Regions from separate parts of the Homo sapiens genome. Here region 2 is linked to region 1. The links are chromatin loops, found by intact Hi-C in ENCODE. Cell type or tissue: heart left ventricle. All regions are shown on one strand. Links, peaks and the distances in the headings refer to the core of each region. The heading gives the core; the rest is flanking DNA.

What was found. A loop is a pair of places that touch in the nucleus more often than their neighbours do. Peaks named below come from ENCODE experiments on the same cell type or tissue, not always from the same donor. Only the 100,000 strongest peaks of a DNase experiment are listed, where the experiment ranks them.
Region 2: it touches region 1 in a loop (1.9-fold over the local background); 4 of 110 quality-filtered maps call a loop at or near these places.

Annotation. Positions count from the first base shown.
Region 1 is chr11:68,607,387-68,615,718 of GRCh38, reverse strand. It overlaps PPP6R3 (protein phosphatase 6 regulatory subunit 3), which reads right to left. Exons shown (of 24, transcript NM_001164161.2): 23 at 5,696-5,815; 24 at 385-2,653. The coding sequence ends at 2,602. Among named protein-coding and RNA genes, the nearest start is that of GAL, 73 kb to the left of the region's middle. RefSeq lists enhancers at 5,225-5,724, 5,725-6,226. In heart left ventricle, for the core only: a CTCF peak has its summit at 4,808 (motif pointing left); no DNase peak of the experiment used is centred there.
Region 2 is chr11:68,865,984-68,874,315 of GRCh38, reverse strand. It overlaps LINC02701 (long intergenic non-protein coding RNA 2701), which reads right to left and starts at 5,956. Exons shown (of 2, transcript XR_950253.3): 1 at 3,401-5,956; 2 at 1-2,773. In heart left ventricle, for the core only: CTCF peaks have their summits at 3,524 (motif pointing left), 4,340 and 4,539; no DNase peak of the experiment used is centred there; H3K4me3 peaks cover 1,270 bases; H3K27ac peaks cover 500 bases.

The DNA of each region.
Region 1 (8,332 bases), core at 249-8,248:
GAACATGTTTTTAAGCAAACAGGTGAAGGGAAAATGCAAAATAAGGAGCTACATAAGCATCACATCTTAAGAATCATTATGGAGCACCTAACTGTGACTTGTTGGGCTGGGAGCCAAACAACATAGGTGGGACACGCTGCACATAAAAGTAACAAGCTGGAGGTCCAGAGGAACCCTTGGAGCCGTCCCAAGACTGAGAGCCGGTGTCAGGCACCACCTCTTCTGGGCACCTGGGCTATGGCAGTGGGGAGGATGAGCCCCTGATCCCAGAGGCCACTCTCTCACACAGTGCAGTGCAGTCTTTCTCACACAGGACCTAGTGTAACACGGGACCTAATGGCAGGACACATCAACCCATTAAAAATCCAAGCAAGGTACAAGAGATTTCTAGAAACAAAGAATCAGGCTTTATTTTTGTTATTTTGAATACAGGTATTGTATTGTAGACATCTGTTAGTCTCATAATTCAGTATGGCCAACACACAGAAATTAAAAGTAGAAACAAAATGAGGGCACACTTGCTCCTGTCCTTGGCTTGGCCCCTCCAACCTCCAAAAGAACTGTCCTCCCCATTGTCATATCCTTTCCCTGCTACGAAAGACAAAACAAAATGATGCCCCAAAGAAAAGTCCCAGAGGCTCTCTCCCAGCAGTCAGTGGGATGAAGCAAGACACTGTTACCTTGGGTAGGATGGAGAAGCCACCAGGTCCATACCACAGAGGCCACAGTGGGATGGAGAAGCCACCAGGTCCATACCACGGAGGCCACGTGTGCCACCAGTGGAGCCAAACCCTGGCCATGGCTGGCAAAACTCACCACCAGGCGAGACCAGAGCATATTATCTACCAGTAATCCCCGAGGTCCAACGCCATTCAAGTCAGGCAGCCCTGAGGCAAGCAGGAGGAGCCCTGTCCTCTGGGGGTGCTGCTTCCAGAGGAGGCCCAAGGACAGTCTCTTCAGAGAGGGGCTCACCCGGGAAAGGGGGTTCCTGAGGAGGCGTGCAAAGGTCAAGGGACCCACCCTTGCCACCTGTCCCAGGGCTTACTGCTGACTCCACTGTCCTGGGAGTGCTGGAATCTCCACACCACTTAAAATGAAAAAGGAAATCAGAAATAATAAGGCATTAGACGTTTGATTCTTTTATTTCCATATGCAATGTAATGTTTAGGCACGCTGCTTGGGATGCTACTTCTAAAAAAATTGTTGGCCATTTTTCAGAATATCCTTTTGGTTTTAAATACTGGTCAGGAAAAACAAATGATGTAAAAATACGTGAATAATTTTCTATTACAGAAATGAAAAACTGATTTGCATCTAAAAGTGCAAGAGGTGAAGTAATTTAACCCTTTCACCAGACGATATGGCAATATACAATATATTGCTTGAGCTGTTTGAGAAGGCTGTGATGTATTTTTGTATTGACATAGAAAATTATAAATTACATTGAATTAGTATCCATAATCACTATATATATACACAAACCAGTTCTAAAAAAATACACTGGTTTAAATTTATGAGTGAAAACCTCACAAGGTACAGTAAACAATTAGCATGCTTCGGTGCCAGATTTTGATTTCTACTTTTAAAATACTAGCCTGTAAAATGAACGCACTCTAATTCCATTAGCAGCACGAGCATTTTCAACTGACTTGCCTAATAGGATTTATTTTAGGTCTGTTAAATATGCAGATTGCTCTGAAATGTTCATTGGTGATGCTTGTTAACAAGGTAAATTTTGGTGAATGGGTTAAAAGGCAGATGAACTACCAAATGAAACAAAAAAACAAACAAAAACAAAAGCCAAAAAAAAAAAAAAAAAATCCCAAAACACAAGCCATATACACTCCAAATAGTCTAGTGTTTCACTTGTAGGAATAATCATTTCAAGCAAACAAGACTTGAACAGAACATATGGCTTTACGATAACATCAATTTATCAACTATGATGTAGCAATAAATACTTTACTTAATCTCTACCAATAGACTTACATTTTTGATCCGTTTTAAACAATACAGAAAACAATTACCAATCAAAAACTGGTTATAAAAAGAACACCAAATATTTCTTATTCAAAATCACTTTTGTAAGTTAGAACAACCAAAATAACACTTAGAGGGCATTTTCATTCTACAACTCCTTGTCGGCCTGGAGGAAAAATGAATTCATAATTTTGTACAAGGTGAAAAATGTATGAAAACCGCCTAATACTTTGGTCACACTAATAATTGTCAAAGTTATGTTTCAAATACAATAGATCTGTGTATTCACTTTTATAAAACTATTCTTACAGCCATTTTAACTATAGTATTACTACTATTATTACATGGGTGGCAAGATCTTATTTCACAGGCTACCCATTATTTAGAACAATACAATATAAACATACGCAAAAATTCTTGGTATTTGTCAATGTGCAATATTTTTACACTTCTGAATTTCTCTGTACAATGTCTTAGAATCTAGAATATAAAGGTTGCTGGTCCTGATCCCTTGCAGAGTGAGTGCAGCAGTGACAGCTTGGTGGGCTCCAGCTGACCCCTCCAGAGCCCCTGAGTGGTGGCGGTCTGCAGTCCTCAGTCAGCAGCAGCAGACGTCACCCGTCATACAGGGCCATTCACTGAAGTGTCACCTGGTGCGCTTGGTTGGCCAGTCCTAAGGAGCAACAGACAGGCATCGGAGGCACTTGCAGCAGAAATATGAAAAACAAAACCTACTTAGCTGAGCTCCCCAAGGGCAGGGACAACTTATTTTAACATTGTTTTGAACTTAGTAAGTTTTTAATAAAATGATATGTAAATGAATGGAGCAAAAGCTCTAGAAAAATCTGAGTGAGTGCATCTAAGCTTCATCACCGGGTGAGCAGGCATTCAGCAAGGGCAGCAGCAGAGCAAATGCTCTGGGAGAACCGCCCCACCGCGGCCTCCAAGAAGCACAGGGAGTGACTAGGTCAGTGGGGTATAAACTGTGGCTTCCAGAGCCTTCAGGAGCTATGTGTTCACCGCTCCTTCAAGAAAGCTTTTATGTGACCCACAGATTGGAATCCACATACTATTTCACTTGGAAACAGGATTCTGCTACTAGGAAAGGGGGGAAAAAAGGAAAGGAAAGGAGGTTTGCAAATAAACTACTGGAAAAAAAAAAAAAGGTGTCCACTTGAAGAACATGTCCCACAAAGCAAATGTTAGGCTCAAAACTGGGAGGGAATAACAGGTGGGACAGTATATAACAAAGTGTCCAGGTTTTGCCTTCCTGCCAAAATTACAACCTGAATATATAACCTATTCGGGAAGGCTTGACCAAAATTGTATCAAGCAGACTTGGGAAAGGGTGCTTAGGGCCGTAACTGGGATGCCCACAAGCACTTTTCCACTAGCATTCACAATTTACAGCTAGAATGCTACTCATGCCTTATACCTGCTGGTTATACAGTGAGCCAAAAAGTCAGCTCTGCACACACAATCCACTCTGCTCACTTACTTACATCTGATGGTGGCTCCGTGTATGAGAGACATAGGAATCGAGACTTCTGGAACTAGACATAACTGGTATATAACTAACTTGCCTTCACTTAAACAAGCTGAGTGATCTTATAAGTAGATTTCTTAGCCCCTCTCAGTTCTGTTTTCTCCTCTGTAAAATGGGAAAAGAACCCTCCCCACGCCCCACAGGGCTTCACTAGTATACATATGAAATAAGTACATAATGTGTGCAGCATGCTCAGCACATCAGAAGCACAAAGGACATGCTTGATAAAACAGCTGTGAAAAGTGAGATCATGTGGCAATGCAGATCTTTAAGTGTGACAGGAAACAGCGCGCCTGCCAATCCAAGGAACTGTGGTATCTGGCTGGGACGGGAACCACACAGGAAAGACGGGTGAGCTTCAATATCCCATGCTGTCATACGTCACTTTAGAACACGTGCAATCTAGGACGCACTCTAGGTCTGCCCTAATGCCCACTCCAACGTCACCTCAGAGATCCTCTCCCCCGCACCCCAGCTCACATGGACCCCTGTCCCTTCTTCGTGGCTTCTTGATGAATGTGCCTCTAGTATGCCCCGAGACCACTGGGTGTCCGTGTGCTGCAGCTTTATGACCCGGCCTAGACCAGTGGCCACCACACACAAACGTGTGTCAGAGGAAAGAAGGACAGATGGATAAAGGCATGGACCCAAGTGATGCCCCTCTTCTTCCACTGGCTGACCCCATCTTTTCCTCCATCCCTTGGCCCGGCAGGTTAGGGCAGGGCTCTTCAGAGCAGGCATTCCCAGCCACAGAGGAGAGCAAGTGGCTTCCCCTTATGCAAACAATTCTTCTGTGCTCAGAAAGCCAAGGAAATGACTCCAGAGCCTTGTGCATCCTTATGACAGAGAAACCAAGAATATTCCCCTGAAGCAACTGCCCCAAACTGGGATAGACCTGGACGATCCTGCCTAGGCAGCCCTCAATATAAAGGAAATTTATAGGTAGAAATCAGAGAGCTGAAATAATTGATTGGGAATGAGACCTATAAAGGACCATTAAAAAATACATTGAAACCCCAAGAAAGAGAGTGACTTGCCCAATCCGTAGAAGCAGAGTTGAGGCAGCTTCCCAGTGCTAGAGGGCCACCCTGCCTCTTCCCCCAAAAGCCTTCACTAGAGCCAACATGCTCAAATAGTTCTTAATTTGTTTGTTTTATATGCAAAAAAAATATTTCTAATCACAAAAACAAAGGCTTTATTTTGGCTACAATTTCCACAGGAGGAACACAAACAGCTTGCTACACTGTGAATACAGGATTTTGGACCAACAAAGAGTGCTCCCTGCTGGTTCCCACTGGTTATGCTCTCATACAATGCTGGCAAGATTTGGGGGAGGATGGGGTGGGGGTGGGGGGTTAAAACTTCTCTGAAATAGCTTTAAAGGTCATTTTATTCCTTATGGAAGGAATATACAATCTTAGCTACATTTGTTCACAGAAGTTGATTGTGGGAAGTGCTGAACAAAGCTTCCTGTGGCCCAGGGGTGCAGCCTCATCTTTGGGCCATGCTCAGTCTTGCTAAGGGCCTGGCATGGGCTCCGGGTGGCTGAGACTTAGACTGGCCCATCCCTTCAGACCACTGGCTCAGGCTAAGCAAAAAGTGACTAGAAACAAAACATCACATTCTAAGTCACACAGCTCTGGGAGTGGGCATTTCATACTTAAGATTACAGGGAGTCACTTAAGCACTAAGAATTATTTAGCTACATGTATGAAAGGGCTCCAGCAAGTTCTCCTTGTGTCACACAGGGCAGGAATGTGGGCAAATAGGCACCACGATCTGCTCGTGCCTGGCGGCTGGATGACTTTAGTGGGGCCAATGAGAACTCAAGTCCTGGAGGGGCTCAATGCCACCCTCAGCTCAGTACCTCAACAACAAGGGTGAGGAGACCCCTCTGTTCGGAGCCACTTCTAAAAGAGCGAGTGATGTTAAAGAGTCTCTAAAAACTGGTTTTCAGTTTCTGCGCTAAGGAGAGGAACTGCTGTTTCTAAGTTCTCAGCTCAGTCGGACTCAGCTCATTAAGGACTGAGAAAACCCTGTCCTGCCAGGTCAGCGGCCTAAGACTTGAGCACAGCTGTAAACGATCCCTATAGTCCCCTCCCAACTCCCAGGAAGCAACAGGCAAGGTCAGGGCAGGGCCTGGGTGGGTTTGAGGAGGCGGGTGGTTACCTCTGCTCGGGACTGCTGCTGGGAGGCCTGGGCGCCGCGCACTTCGCCTCTGCAGTCTCGGGACACTCCTCTGCGTCTTTACAAGCAGCATCTTGAGAGGTAGACAGTTTCCCTTCCTCACTGCAGTAAAGAGGATGACAGGCACATCAAACACCCTAGGGACCAGCACCTAGGCACCAGAGGATGAGGTCACATGCAGATGGCTCTGGAGTCATGACTGCCGCGGAGGCAAAGCATCCTGGGACTGAGCATGCGCAGGGTGCACGATCACACAACCACAGACAGTGACTGGGGAATCACAAAAGGAAAGGGTCGCACACAGGTGGGAACCAAAACAGGGACAATGTAATGTGGCTGGCGTCTGATAAAGAACGGTCCCATAACACTGTACATACCGATAGGATTTCAACACTCTGAAGCCCAGTGTGCAAAACAGAAAAAGAAATGTACAAGAGTTTCAGAATACTCCTAGAAATGAGGAATTTGGGGGAATAATATGTCCACGACTGCACGTAAGCAAAACTGCAGACTCGGTGAAGGTGTCAAAGAACCTGTTTGAAGGAATGAGTCTTTAGTTAAAGCACTTTGCTTTTGGGGCCAAGCCCACCATTAAAGCAGCAAGACAGACCCCATCAGCTTGCTGGCTGGAAGCCTCAGTCACATGAGGTCACCGTGTTGACTGCATCGGATTTCACGGCTCCTCGAGTTGCCCTCGAACAATGTGTGAGAAGCACAAACGCCAGAGGGAGAAGAGGGGGCCAAGAGCTGATCCTAAGGACACAGAGGATTTGGGTAAAATGAGACCCAGAAGGACTGTTTTTCCCCCTTAGATGGTTCTTGGTGGAGAAAGACACAAGAGACACTCTCCTCAGCTCTGTGGGCTAGAAATTTAGACTCTGCCTATTCAGTCTGGGATTCCCCTTTTTACATAATCACAATGGCACTAATAAGAGTGAAAGGTCCATCACTCAGAGCTGATTCTGTCCTGGATTTTGCTTATGAAAAATCTCATATTAGGATGCATTCTTGGGTCGTTTCCAGATAGTTCCAAGCAATTTATAAGTAGGAAAATGAGTTAAAATCATATGATTTAGTGATCATCTGAATTACCTGGTTCCTTCTTTGTAAAGTTACTCTTCTTCATCCCCATTCTCCACTCCTTTCCCTTCAAAGCAACTAATGTGTTTCTAATTCTAATTCTTTAAAAAATAGTCATAACACAATGTGTATTCTGAGTCGCTAACTGGGATGGATTCAACTCTACATCTCATTGTATTTACCTCTTAACTCAGCAAGTCGGGGAGACCCACTGTCCCCACTGACTGTGGCACAGCACCCGTGGCGTGCACCTACCACTCTACATGGCTTCTCCCAACCAAAGCTGCCCTCCACCTCACACTTCCATGCAGGGTGCTGTGACGACCATCACTGTCCACGGCCCCTGGCAGACCTGTCTGGGCGTTTCTCAGTACTTGACACCCAGGAGTGAAGAGTTGTAGGCCATTTTTCTACCTACAAAGAAGCCCACGCTACTACCCAGAATGACTGCCCTGGTCTGTATTCCTCACCAGCAGGCCACCAGGGCCCCGCAGGCTGCAGCCCACCGCCACTCAACATCATCCACCTTTAACTGCTGCTCGTGTAAGAAGAGTATCAAGTCCTATATTGTTATCGTTTATAATTCTCTGATGAGTTTTGAGCATTTTTGTTTGTTTGTTTGTTTTAGCTTTTAAGGCTTGTCTATAAACTTATCTTTTGCCAATTTTCTAATTTGGGTTTTCTTCTTCTTACTAGTTTATAGGAAGTCCTTGAATATATAATGTCAGTCTCTTGTTGATTTAGCTACTACAGATGTTTTTTTCAGTTTGCCATCAGCCTCTTAATTTTGTCTGCAGCATTTTATCAACCAGAAATTCTTAACTTTAATATAATCTAACTCAACTCTTTGCATTATAGTTTCTGTTTTTGAAGGCTTTTTTTTTTTTTTTTAAAGAAGTCCTGCCGAGGAAGGAGGCTCACTTGAAGCCAGGAGTTTGAGATCAGCCTGGGCCACAAAAATAAAAAAGTAAACAAACAAAAAAATTAAGCCAGGAGTGGTGGCACACAACTGTAGTTCCAGCTACTTGGGATACTGAGGTGGGAGGACTGCTGGAGCTCAGGAGTTGGAAGTTACAGTGAGCTATGATTGTGCCACTGCATTCCAGCCTGGGCAACAGAGCGAGACCTCGTGTTAAAAAAAAAAAAATCTAGATTAGATATAGACTGACAGATGATAGATTAGATAGGCAGACAGACAGATAGATAGATAGATGACAGACAGATGAGATAGATACAGAAGTCCCTTTCTGCACACAGGTTAAAAAGACATTCTGTATTTCTTTTATTAACCATCATGAGACTCTGGCCTCCGGCCTCATCACTTAACTCTAGTGCCTCAGTTTCCTCACCTGAAAAGCAGGGATAATAATCCCAGTACCTATCTTATAGGGTTCCTAAGAATAATCCATGAGCTACCACACATGGAGAGTGTAGAGAGCAGGGCCTGGTCCACAGAAAGCACTGCACATGTTTTTCTTATTGTCTTTTAATCCAGCTGGAGTTGTTTTAGAATGTAGATTAGGGAGGATCTTGCCTGAC
Region 2 (8,332 bases), core at 328-8,327, 260 kb before region 1:
GAACTGGCTAAATACAGACATTTGTAAAACATAATCATGCTAATCATGCTTAAGAAGCCTGGGAAAAGAGTAACAGTAAAAGAACCTGTCTTTCTTTTTTTTCTTTCAAGCTTGCTCTGGAAGGGAGGGGGGTGTCTGGAGCCCATTCCTTTGGCCTTGGCTATTTGGACAGCGTTATCTTCTAACTTTCCTTAAAGTGAGCTGCTAGGCAAGAGGAAAACTTGTTCTTTTCTTTTTAGCCTTTGCCTTGCCATATTCTGGGCCTTAGCTTTTACTTTTCTTGGAGTGAAGAAATGCAGTATTTATTATTATTATTATTTAAATTTCTGCCTCAGTTTCTCCCCTTTGATGCCTTTTATGAAATAAGTTTAATAAAAGGCATCACTATTACTTAGTTCTGCCTGAAGAGACAAGTTTTCTTCTTTAGACAAAGGTTGATATTTACACAGAGCTATTAGCTGAGTTGTAGTTTGCCTGGCTACTATTGCCTCTATAGTTGATTGAATACTTCTAACAAGGAAAGGTAAGAGACAATGGAGTATTATGCAGCTTCCCAGTGTGGCCAGCACTACTCCTATTAAAGTCTTGAACTCTCCAAAAAATGAAAACCAGTCTCCAAAGAGAGAATCTGGGGATCACCTTTTCTAAGTTTGAACTGGAACACTGGCTAATTTTCTCATTCTTGCAGTTATTTCTATAATTGCTTTTCCGCTGTCATCGATGTCCAGGCAACAATTAGTTAGACTGAACTTTCCACATACTCCTCCTTCCTGGGCTAGGAGGTAGTCTAAAGCTAATCTGTTCTGATAGGTAGCGTTTCTCAATGTTGTGGTTTGCTGGGCCAGTACATCTAATGCATTTGTTGTTTCATTGGTGATGATTTCAAGTTCTGCCTGCAATCTTATGATACGGTTAAGCATGTAGATAGGAGTGCGGTCTCCCTATGACCTATCTTGTGCCCAGGTAGCTGGCCTATAGTATGGAATTATTTTTTCAGGGGGCTAATTTGTGCCTTTTCAATCTCTTATTTTTATACCTCTTTGTGTCTGCATCTCTTTTGTTTCTTCTTCTAACTTCATCATAGACAGGGTACCTTGAAGTTTTTCCCTGTTGCAGTGGGAGTAGGAAGAAAGATGGTCTAATCGTTCTAAGCACACCTCTGTCCATTTAACTGGCAACTGTCAATATGCCTGTAGCCTACAGATCCAATAAAGACGGGGGGTGCTTGCCAAGTATTTGGAGCTTCAAGTTGATACCAAGTGTGGTTTAGAGAAGAGAAACAGGAGAACAGATTTGGATGAGGTGCTTTGTAGTCATCTCTGCCCTGCCACAAAGTTTTCCTTAATGTTTCATTATAATATTGCTGTCTTAAGCAGGTTAGTTCTCCTACTGGGTCTGTAAAAACTTTTCCCTAGGGAGCAACACAGTATCTGCTAATAATAGAAGTTTTTAAGAGCTAGACGCTTGAACTTGTGCGTGTCTGTTTGGGGAAAGAGAGAGTCAGAGTAAAGTTATCTTGAGGCATTAACTCTTTTGCTTCCTGAGGCTATTAGTCTCCCATGTTAGTCCTTCTACAAACATAACATGAGGAAATGCCTAGGCTGCATGCAATGTTTTTAGCCAGCTGAGCAAATAGGTTTTTGGCTAAAGGAGGAGGCTCTGGTAACTTTTGGTTTATATGCTCAAAGAATGACTTAAAGACTCGGAATTGCTGCTGAGCTGACCGCTTGGTTTGAGTCCTCTTTAGAATATACAAAGTTATTTTAGTTTTTTGACTGTAGCTTTGTAATGCCATGGAGTAACCTGCAGTCTATATAGGTAGATCTGGCTTTAAGATAGTAAGATTTACAGGATTGCAAGTGCTTGTCTTACAATCCGGTTTTGCTGGCACTTTGATGAGCAAGATTGGCTTTAGCCTCGGTGATGATCGGTCAGTGAACTGCGTTGTGCGGTTCCAGCAAGCTATCGCTAGGGCCTCGGAGGGGCAAACGGGGTGCACATGCAATTTTGTACTGGCAGTTTGTATAGTACCCTGTAGGACCAGAGATTGTGAGATAGTTCACAATCTCTGGTTCATGGATGTTAACTGACAAATATCAAAGTATATGGATATAGCCACCCCACCCCCCGCCCCCGGGAAGAGAGGCTTGGGTTCAACTTACAAAACTTCCTCCCTTTGACTCGGTATGAATCTCAAACCAAGTCCCAGGTAAACACTTAGGGTCATAGCATATATAAGGCTGGCCATTTCCTGGGTCACAGGTTGAATAGGTGGTTTGATTATAAGTACAAGTTCCTAAGCGAGTCCCTGTACACTCATAATAAGTATAGTGCAATAGGGTTCTAGTTATACTGTTCCCTGACCAAGTAGTATGTGTACAGTGGGGACACCTTCTGTAGGTGTTTCTTCTACATGGTTAAGGGGGGTAACAACAAAACAATGTACAGCATATTCATATCCAGCAAGGACAAAAAAGGTCCTTACCTGGGAAAAAGGTTGAGCACAGCGACAGAACAATAGTAAAACAGTTAGTGTACACGAAAACCACTAGTCTTAAGATTTTAGCTACATTACTTGCTTGACAAGTCCTCAAGTTTCAGCCGTGCGTAGACTAGTCAGCCTCCAGAGTGACTAGAGCAGGGCTGTTGTCCTCAGCAGCAACTCGGTCTCATCTAAGGATCAGCCAGGTTGGATGATCTGGGTCCTGCTGGCTGGTTCACTTGTCCTGAGCTGCCAGTGTTAGCCGACTGTGGTGGATCCAAGACATAACACCTGCAAGTTAAACAGCAGTGGGAATGGACAAGATTACGATATAGGACCCATCCTATATGGATCCTAGAGAAATTAGGTTTTACTTTCTAACCTAAACAGCGTCACTAGATTTAAAAGGGTGTCGGGCTTATAGGCATTTTCATGTACCTAATTATGAACACTTTGGCTGTTTCAAAAACCTGCATTTGCTTTCTTAAAGTTAATTCCCCTAGTTCCTGGAGGTCACCTTTAATTTGACCTATGATGTAGGAGTGGCCGACCAAAAAAAATCTTATAGGGCAAATACCCAGTTTGTTTGGTGGGGGTGCACCTGACTCAGAGGAGGACCATAGCCAAAAACCTGATTCTATCTTAAATGAATTTCCTGGCAATATTTCTTCAGTAGCTGCTCGAGTGTCCGGTTCACGCCTTCCACCTTCTCCTGAACTTTGCAGCCAGTAGGCCGTGTGTAACTTCCATTTTATTTTTAACAGTCTTGTTAAATCTCGCACTATTTCAGCTACAAATGCTGGCCTATTGTCTGACTTTAAAGTTAGAGGCAGTCTAAACCTGGGAATAATGTCTTTTAACAGTACTTTAGTCACTTCTTGTACTTTTTCTGTCCTGGTGGGGAAAGCTTTAACTTACCCTGAAAAGGTGCAAACAAGCACTAGCATGAACCAATAACCTCCGGCACGGGGAGGTTCTGTGAAGTCTATAAGCAAGTTTTCACCAGGCAGGGCTCCTTCTCCTGCTGTTTCCCAGAGGAGGGGTTCTTTTTCTTCCCCTTTTGTAACTCCATCTAGTGGCTTAGCCATCAGTGAGAAATTGGAATCCAGATACAGCAGAATCCTGCTGCCTTTAACTTCTAATGTGACCATGGGCCCCTGGGTGCCTAATGAGAAGGTTCCCGGTCTGTCCTGTTCCTTACGTCCTTCGGCTCCTGCCAGCCTGATCAGATCAGTATTTGGTTCCCCAAGGTGCGGCAGCCCTTGGCCGATGGCCTCTTTGTCTCGTGGTCTTGGCTATTTCCCTCATTGCCTTCTGAACACTCATCCTTCCAGTGTCCTTTCTTTTTGCATCGCGCACATTAATCTCTTTCTTTTTCTTTTTCTTTTCTTTTTTTTTTTTTTGAGACGGAGTCTCGCTGTGTCTCCCAGGCTGGAGTGCAGTGGCGCGATCTCGGCTCACTGCAAACTCCGCCTCCCGGGTTCACGCCATTCCCCTGCCTCAGCCTCCCGAGTAGCTGGGATCACAGGCGCCCACCTTGTCTGGCTCTTGAATCCATTCCTAACTTGACTTTTTTCCACGTCTACGTCCGCATCCACGTCCTCTCACATTGCTAATCTCCCTTTCCATAAGAGCTGTTGACAACAGATTGGCCTTTTTCTTAAGCCTTCAATTTACTTTCCTTTTTCTTTCCTGAGTTCTGCTCTTGCGGCCAGCCGGTGGGGCCGGACAACGGCACGGGCCCCGCCCCCGTGCACTGCCGCCTGTCTCTCCTGTTTTTTTCTGATTTCCTTTTTACTTTCTTCTTTCCCTTCTCACACTTACTGTTACTTTCTCCTTTCCTTTTCCTTTGCTCTTCTCCTGGCGCCAAGTCCCTGGCCCCTTCTTTTTCCAGATAGAGCCGGGCTGGGGAGAGGAACTTAATGGTGGGCGTGCTTAGCTGCCGCGCTTGTGGCTTTTGCTCTTTCCCGTTTTGTTCCTTGGTCACAGTTAACATACACCGTGGTGGCCACTTTTATGGACTGGGTGGTATTCATGCCTGCAGCTTCCACTTGATGTCACCCTGGGCTTGCCCTACGAATGAAGTATTCCCCATAGGCTGATGTTCAGCAGCCTCACAGTTAAATGGGGTACAAAGCCGGAATGCTTCACAGAGTCTCTTATAAAACTGACTTAGGCTCTCATCAGCTCCTTGAAGCACTTCTGAAATCTTCTTTATATTCATTGCTTTCCTTCTACCAACTCGTAGCCCCTGCAGAAGTGCCTCTTGGTACCTCTGCAAACGCTGAAGCTGAGTTTCATCCTCTGGGTCCTAGTTGGGATCCTGGTCATCATAATAGATAGGTCCTCGTGTCCCCCTGAGAGGCATTTGCATAGCTCCAGCACGGCCAGATCTGAGATGGCCCACTTGACTATCTTGACCTCCTTCCTGGCCTCTCAAGGCTCTGATCCTCCCCTTCGAGGTGAGACCTGGGGCATGTTAGCTCCTGAATCTGGTTCCTGGGGGGGCTGTCGGCCTCGGTAAAGCGGGGGTAGGCTGGGATATATGGAGGAAGAATTTCTGTTACCTTTGGTGGCTCCTGTAAAACTGGCTTCTCTTGCTGTCTCTGGGATTCCCTTTTAACTCTGTGTCTGCCGGCAAAGCTGCTCTTATTTTCACTTTTGGTTTTTTTTGCAATAAGCTGTTAAACAGGCCTGGATCAATGCTGGGTTTGGCTATATTATATTTAACTATGAGTCAATATAAAGAAATTGATCCAGGTACACTGGCTGTTCTCCAACCCTTGTCACCACCTTAAATACATGGCCAATTGTTCCCTGTCTGTAGTTCCTTCGGTCAGCCATCCAACACCAGAAGAGGGCAATTCTAATTCACCCAGAGTTCTCAACCTCTGAGGGGGTTAACTCTATAATCCCCTGCAAAACCTTTCTTAAGGTTCCGTAACATGCACTCCCACAGAGTAAGTTTTGATGTTTTGATGACTTTCCTCCCATTCCTCCCTTTACAACGCAGCACATTCACTCTTGCCTACTCACTCTTCCTCTCGTTTCGACCAACCACACTGTCTCCTATTATGGGGGTTTTCAGATGCTGCTTGGCTTTGGAGAGGTCCTTATTCCTGCTGCAACTCTGAGCTGTAGGGCAGCTCCTATTAGCCATATGCAGATCACCACTAGTCTTAGTCGGCCCCACCCTTTCTCGGAGCACACAGTCTACACTAAGGGATCTGTGACTCTTCACTTCGCAGCTGATGCGCCTAATGAGGCCTTTTCATTCACACACTTCCACACACCTTCAGTTCCCATGTTTGTAACTGGGGTGGCAAGCCACTCTCGCCCCCTCTAGTTCCCAGTTGGGGTGGCGAGCCACTCTTGCCACCTCCAGTTCCCTAGCCGACTTGGCGAGCCACTCTTGCATCCTGTGTCGGCGGGGTGTGAGTTTCATCCAAATTGACAAGCCACTCCAGTCACCCCCAGCCCCTCTGGTTCGGACTATTTGGCACACCCCGGGAGATGATCAGGCTCCCTTCTGTCCAAGGGACGGGTCCTGCCTTGAGCCCCCAAAACCTTACTGTGGTTCCTGAAGCGCGTTGTTTCTGAAATCATCCTGTAGTCCCTCTTTAGGTTCCGTTTCGCTGCTGGGTAGGGGTGCCAGGTCACAGGAGAGCTGATCTCCCCCCCAGGCTGAAGTTCTCCCGGTGGCACCTGGGGTCACAGGTTTCCTGAGACCCTCGCTCCAGCCCCCAGAGGCAAAGGAGACAGTAAGCCTGCCGTCTCCAGTCCCTTCGTGGTTGCCAAAAATGTTGCGGTAAACTGAGGAACGGAAAAACCAATTTGCAGTACAGAAGGATTTGTTTATTTTAGGTACGCACCGGCTCAGAGGATTCACATCCAAAAGCTGAGCCCTGAACAAAGAGCAGTGTTTTTATAAACAGCCTTACAGGAGCAAAATAAAAGCAGTAGCAAAATAAAAGCAGTTAATCATACAGTAACAGGTCACGTAATCTATAGCATAACATAATTTGTGACCTAGCCAGTGGCCTTGTAGCTGCATTGAAAGAAAAACAAGAACTGGCTAAATACAGACATTTGTAAAACATAATCATGCTAATCATGCTTAAGAAGCCTGGGAAAAGAGTAACAGTAAAAGAACCTGTCTTTCTTTTTTTTCTTTCAAGCTTGCTCTGGAAGGGAGGGGGGTGTCTGGAGCCCATTCCTTTGGCCTTGGCTATTTGGACAGCGTTATCTTCTAACTGTCCTTAAAGTGAGCTGCTAGGCAAGAGGAAAACTTGTTCTTTTCTTTTTAGCCTTTGCCTTGCCATATTCTGGGCCTTAGCTTTTACTTTTCTTGGCGTGAATAAATGCAGTACTGATTATTATTATTATTATTATTTAAATTTCTGCCTCATGATAGCAAGTGAGTAAATGCCCCTAGTCAGTGTCTCTCTTGCACCGTCTGAGGCATAAAATGCCAATAAGGACAGTGCTGTCAGCCAGCAACAGAGACAGACATTGCTGCTGGCTGTGTGGCCAATTCCCTGGGGTAGGCCCTGGACACAGCTGCAAGTCAGGCTGATGCCGGAGCCCTGGGTGTCGGCTCGGGACTGGGCTTGGCTTGCCTGGTGGTGGATGCAAATGCTCAGAGTGCATAAAAGAAGGAGAACAGAAGACACTGCACCAATTTGGATGGTGGGGTCACATTTCCTCAGCCCGAGGAACATCCTGTGCACCCCATCATGTCCAACGATGGGCAGAGAGTTATCCTCAGGGGAATAGTTGGGCAAAAAATTGGAATGGGCAATTGAACTGAAACATGGGTTGTCTAAAACACGGGGAGATAGGCCAGGCGCAGTGGCTCATGCCTGTAATCCCAGCACTTTGGGAGGCCAAGGCAGGCAGATCATGAGGTCAGGAGATTGAGACCGTCTTGGTTAATGCAGTGAAACCCCGTCTCTACTAAAAATACAAAAAACAAATTAGCCATGCGTGGTGGCAGGTGCCTGTAGTCCCAGCTACTCGGGAGGCTGAGGCAGGAGAATCGCGTGAACCCGGGAGGCAGAGCTTGCAGTGAGCCGAGATTGGGCCACTGCACTCCAGCCTGGGAGACAGAGCGAAACTCTGTCTCAAAAACAAAAAAACAAAAAACACACACACAAAAAAAAACACGGGGAGATAAAGCCATAAAGGGCTGGCCTACATGCCTTCACGGGTGTGTGTGTGCCTGTGCGTGTGTGCGCATGTGTGTGCATATGTGTGCATGCGTGTGCTCACACTCAACATGAATGGGGCTAGAGGAGAGTCCCCACTAGACATTCCTCTAGTGGAATCTGGGGAGGAGAAGGCAGGGGCGATGCTGGAATGATGACTCTCTCTTTATATATATATATATATATATATATTTTTTTTTTTTTTTTTTTTTTTTTTTTTTTTGAGACGAAGTTTTGTTCTCGTTGCCCAGGCTGGAGTGCAATGGCACGATCTCGGCACACAGCAACCTCCGCCTCCCGGGTTCAAGCCATTCCCCTGCCTCAGCCTCCGGAGTAGCTGGGATTACAGGCATGCGCCACCACGCCCAGCTAATTTTGTATTTTTAGTAGAGGCAGGGTTTCTCCGTGTTGGTCAGGCTGGTCTCCAACTCCGGACCTCAGGTGATCCACCCACCTCGGTCTCCCAAAGTGCTGGGATTACAGGCGTGAGCCACTGCACCCGGCTACTTTTTTTCTTTTAAAGAGTAAGAAATCAAAATGAAAATAGGGCCCAATGGTGTGAGAACAGCAACAAAAAGGTAGAGAGTAACTGACCAAATGCAGACAGAAGGGAAGGAAGGAAGGAGAGGAGAGGAGAGGAGAG